Regions from separate parts of the Mus musculus genome. Here region 1 is linked to region 2. The links are chromatin loops, found by intact Hi-C in ENCODE. Cell type or tissue: heart. All regions are shown on one strand. Each heading gives the region's core, and the rest is flanking DNA. Links, peaks and the distances in the headings are about the cores only.

Region 1 (2,807 bases), core at 110-2,609, 80 kb before region 2:
AGCAGGCAGATGCATCTCTGTGAGTTCTGGTCTACAGAATGAGTTTCAGGACAGCGAGGGCTACACAGTAAAACCTTGTCTTGAAACAAACAAACAAACAATCAAACAGTAACAACAACATGGCTCCTAATGATATTCTGCTATACTCATAGATAAGTGTCTAATCCAGCCATCATCAGAGAGGGTTCCTCTTGTAGCAAATTGGGACTAATACAGAGACCCACAGCCAGACATGAAACAGGGAGTAAGAGCGCTTAGAACACTCAGCTCCAAAAAAGATGTCTCCATCAGATTCCTCACATAAGGGTTCAGGGAACTTGAAGAGTGTGTAAGAGACAGAGGGGACGATACCAAAATATCAAGGCTTTCTAGATACAACAGTGCTGGCATACAAATGCTCTCACAGAGACTGGGGCAGGATGCACAAGGCCTTCACAGGTCTGTACCAAATGGGGTCCTAGAGCTAAATGAAGCAGGCACATGCATCCATCCTAGAAGCTATCTCTAATTGATAACCATTTGCAAATGAAAATTTAGCTTCCTCCAAGGAAGTCTCACTGGGGAAAAAGACCACTCTTAAAGGTGGGTTGCATGTCCAGCAGCAGATGGCCAGCAGAAAATGTGCACAAATAGCATTTTTCGAGGTTCCCTTGTCTCATAGCGGAATTCACAAATTTTTCCATTAAAATTTGTTTTATTATTTTTTATTTTATTTATATGTATTTTTTCCTCTTTTTTTACCCTACAGGTCTTCTGGCTATATGTTATGATTTCTAGTTTAGTGTTTTCATAGGGTTTTGGAATGTGCAGATGATGGGTTTGTATGTCTATATTCTTGTATTTTCTCTTGGGCTCTTCCCCTTCTGTTTGTTTTGGCCTATTCCATCCAGTGTGTTAGTTTTTGTTGTATCTTATTATTATCATGTAGGAACATTTTTTAAAATATTTTTGTTTCTTTTTTCAATACTTGATTGTCCTGGAACTCACTCTGTAGGCCTTGAGCTCAGAGATGCACCTGCCTCTACCTCATTAATGCTGGGATTAAAGGCTACCACCAGAGGACGGGCCAGTTTGTTTTCTATGAGACAGGAAGGGGGTGGATCTAGAGGGGAGGTGAGGAAGAGATATTGTAATTAGAATATATTATGTAAGAGAAAAATATATTTCCAATAAAGGGGAAAAAATCAAGACAGTACATTAATTCAAAATCTCCAACAAAACAAAACCCTAGAATGGACAGAAATGAGTGATTCAGAAAGCAGGAAAACAGCTAGTTTCAACAGTTAGAAAAGCTAGTCAATAGTATCAGCAAACCGTAGCTGCTCTGATGAGGAAGGTTACAAGCTACCCGAGCTACACAGTGGTACCACAAGTCTAAGAGGGAAACCACAGGGTCTACACACAGGAAGGATATTAAAGACTGACTATAAACAACTTCTGTGTTGAGTTCACTAACTCTAAAGAAATGATCAAATCTGCTCACAATGACATAAATAACTTCAGTATTCATTCAAGCCACTGAATTTGTGGTTTAGAACTTTGCTTCAAGGGGAACCCCAGGCCAGGAGCTTTCTGGTGAATCCCACAAACACTTAAGGGAGCCGCAACACAGATCTTACGCAAACACTTTTAGGAAACAGACAAATAAACAACAGGTCACAGCTTGTTTTCTGAGCCGCCAACATCAAAACCAGATAAAGGCAGAAAAGCATTGGTCACTCTTAGGAATGGTGCAGAATCACTAGCAGAATTTTTGGTAACCTGACTTAGGCAATCCATGTGGAAGATAAGCATATCGTGAACAAGCGGGTTAATTCTAAGAACTCTATCGTAGTGTTGCAAAAAATATGTACGTAACAGCAATTGGTGGAGGGAGGAAAGGGAAGAAAGAAATGATGTAAATACAGTATAGTCTCAAGAAAATAAACAATTAAAAAATTCAGTTTAGGTCTACTAACCCTCAAACTGAGGAAAACCAAAAGGGGAAGACAACTTGGTAAAAACTGATACCTACTAAAATAAATGATCAGAACACTAACAGAAAAAAAAAAATCCTCAACCTGATAAGACATTCTTAAAACACAAAACAACTCTATATAGTCAGTCAACATCATTCCCAAGGATAAGAAGACTAAGTGCACTAATCTGAAATCAAGAATAAGACCGAAGAACAGCCACCGTGCTACGTGTATCCAGCACTGCTCTGGAGGGCTACTCAGTGCACCAAACAGAAAAGAAACAATACATGCAACCGGAAGAAGTGGTGAATCGACTCAAAGATGACCTAACTGTCTACAAAGATTCTAAACAACAAGCATGCTACTAGAATAAGTGCCCGAGTGTTGTGAGGCAGACGCCCAAGTCAGTATTAGTTTTATGTATTGGCAAAGATACGTAGACACTAAAACTGAAAGTAAAAGCTATAGCATTTACAGTAACAGCAAGACATTTGGTTAGGGAAAAATGTAAAAGATGGATAATATTTACACCATGGAACTAAAAAAAAATACTGAAATTAAAGGTTCATACAGAGAAAGGACATTTGTAAATCAGAAACTCTAATAGTTATATCCCTAAAATCATGCACATGACTTTAAGAGCCACATGAATCAAGCCAGTATAGTCCTGGTGTAAAACAGGATAAAGGTCAGTGGAAAAGAACTGAAGTCAGCTACTTAATTTGACAAAGATGCCAAGTTATTTCAATAGGGAACAAACAGGCAGGGGCCTAGAATAAGCAGCTTACTAAAAAACAGCACTAATACAAGACATACACGAGAAAGCATTCCTAGCTGTGCCATTCAACA
Region 2 (2,807 bases), core at 250-2,749:
TCAGGAGAACAATATGAATTAACTGGGCTAGATACCATTTTTGTGATATGTTGGCAAAGAATGTAGCTTCTTTTTGTACTCTTTCTAGAATCTGGAGGTTTCCAGCTGATTTCACTGGCAGAAGAGATTTCAAGATTTCAGTATTGCCTTGCTGTGTGGTATTAGCAACCTCTCTTAAGCAGGTCTATAACAAAAATGTCACAGCAGACAAAAAGAAATACAAAATAGCACCGGGCGTGGTGGCGCACGCCTAGCACTTGGGAGGCAGAGGCAGAGGCAGGCGGATTTCTGCTTTTGAGGCCAGCCTGGTCTACAAAGTGAGTTCGAGGACAGCCAGGGCTACAGAGAAACCCTGACTCGAAAAACCAAAAAAAAAAAAAAAAAAAAAAAAAAAAAAGAAAATACAAAATATGCATTCCAAGAAGAAAGGGGCACTAGGAAATGTATTGTTGGAACCAAGGCTTATGCTGAAAAGATAAGGAAAGGCCTGCCATGAAATGGAATAAAGAGAGGGGTTCGCTTGAAGCAAGACTGGGTCCCAGCTAAGCTTCCAACGTGAAACAAGAAAAGGCATAAAACATTACCTGTTCCTTAAAAGCAACAACAAATGTAACTCTAAGAGGCATCTAGGTTCCATCCCAAGCAGGCAGACAAACTTGGGAACATTAGCCATAGCTTTAGAGTCAAGACGAAGACAGGAGTAAAAGATCTGTGGGATGTTCTTCCACCGTGAAGGAAGGCCCCCAAAGACTTAGGCATCTGGCAAGGGAGGTCCTGTATGGAGACCCTAAGAGACCGCTGAATGGAGCTAGGAAAATGAAGCCTGAATTACATCAAAGATGTCAGGATGTTGGAAGTGCCAGAGCCACGGGATGCCTGCCAGGAAAAGTTGCATACAGGAAGTAGAACCACCCTGAGAGAAGTGTGTTACAGACAATAAAGCTGGAAGGGTGGATGCCACCCTTGACATCAGAGACTAAACTACAAGGATTTAAGAGTTTGCCCTTTTGCGTTTCAGTCTTGCTTTGGTCCACTTTTTCCTCACTGTGCCACCGTGCTCAGCTTTTGGGATGATGGTCGTGGTGGTCATGGTGGTAGTGTGTATGTACCCACACTGCGTCTGCCTTGAGTTTCAGAAGAGACTTTAGATTTTGAAATGATAGTGACACTGTGAAAAATTCTGTGGACTTATAGTGCATTTTGCTTTATGATATAGTTAGAAGCATATTAAGGCCAGAAAGTGAAATGTGGTGGTTTGAATGAGAAAGGTCCACATAAGCTCATATGATTGAATAAGTGGTCTTCAGTTGGTGGAACTGTTTGAGAAAGATTTAGAAAATGTGGCCTTATTGGAGGATGCGTGTCACTGGGGTGGCTTTGAGGTTTCAAAAACCCATGGCATTGCCAGTCAGCTCTCTCTGCCTCCTCCTTGTGGATCAAAATGTGAGTTCTCTGCTACTACTTCAGCACCATGCTTACCTGCCTGCTCCCATGCCTCCCTTCATGATAATCACAGACTCAGACTCAGCCTCTGAAACGGTAAGCCCCAAATAAAATCTTTCTTCTCTAAGTTTGTCTTGGTCATGGTACTCTTACAGAACTGAAAAGTAACTAAGATACCTCCATATGCACATAAGTGGTACACATATATATATGCAGGCAAAACAAGCAAATATATAAAATAAAAGACAACTCTAAAAAAAGTACTAAGTACCTACCGTGTGGCCAAAACACTCAAGATTGGCAGAGTATCACTATCAAGCTCAAGATTAGTTTTTAGTCCCTGTGTCTTTTCAAATAAAATGAAAAATAAAGGGGTTACCATTGTTTAAAACTAAGGGTTGTGTAATATACATCTAGGAATAAAACTGGTCTCAGTGTAGAAGCACAGGTAAGACTCACTGTAAGCTTGCTCTAGACAGATTACGGCTGGAGGAGGAGGAATATTAATCTTATGTCTGCCTTAGTCTAAAGCTACAGTACAAAGACAGGATGGGAAATTATAGCAAATTTAATACAATAAAAACAGAAGTTGTAGTAGGGAAGTGCAATAGCAACAATTTTCAACTAGTTTCCATGGTGTTTTTGTTTCCACTCAATTTCCTGGTAACAAGAGGAACATAAGCAGAGCTATTTCTTTTTTAAAGGAAAAGTACTGAAATTTTACTCAATTTCTAAAAGAAGCTATCCTATAGGATTCAGAAAGAAACAAAATTCCCAGAAACTGTTGAGGGGAGAAAGTCCTAAGTTTAAGTGCATTTTAGGACCCTGCAGTGTCAATTTTGTTTACAATGAAAACAGAACATAAGTATGAGGTCTGAAGGATCTGTTACCCACCAAGTAATCTACAGGGAATAATGAAGGAAACAGTAGATTTGTGTGCCAAGTTCTCTTGCAGAAAGGTGTGGTCATCCTAACACACACCCAGCCTTGAAGCCTTTCTCTGACCATAAAATGATACCATCAACCTTACAGAAGTATTGAAAATATCAGCAGGCACCACACAAAGCACATGGCAAACAGGCACCAGGAACTGGTAGTTATACTCAAAACACTACTGTTGTTTAAGTATCACACAGAAAAATAGATCACTAAATCTTGACAAAGTGTTTCACAAGCCAGCAAGCCTGTAGGACAACTAACAACTTTATTAGCACTGCAGAACTGAAAAAATAAAAATAAAAATAAAAACAACAGGAGAAAAGACTTAAACAAAAAGCACCCAGAAGCACCCAGGTAAGAAGCAAGTTATCTAAGGTTAACAGTCTTCTTAAACTCAGTAAATCCTAGGCCCTGTGGGTCAAAAG

The links. Peaks named below come from ENCODE experiments on the same cell type or tissue, not always from the same donor. Only the 100,000 strongest peaks of a DNase experiment are listed, where the experiment ranks them.
Region 1: it touches region 2 in a loop (2.1-fold over the local background); 2 of 42 quality-filtered maps call a loop at or near these places.

What each region holds. Positions count from the first base shown.
Region 1 is chr7:75,655,357-75,658,163 of GRCm38, reverse strand. All of the region lies in intron 8 of Akap13 (A kinase (PRKA) anchor protein 13), which reads right to left. Among named protein-coding and RNA genes, the nearest start is that of AU020206, 130 kb to the left of the region's middle. In heart, for the core only: a CTCF peak has its summit at 1,046; no DNase peak of the experiment used is centred there.
Region 2 is chr7:75,575,638-75,578,444 of GRCm38, reverse strand. The region is part of intron 3 of Akap13 (A kinase (PRKA) anchor protein 13); the gene reads right to left. Among named protein-coding and RNA genes, the nearest start is that of Akap13, 120 kb to the right of the region's middle. In heart, for the core only: a CTCF peak has its summit at 1,412; no DNase peak of the experiment used is centred there; H3K27ac peaks cover 470 bases.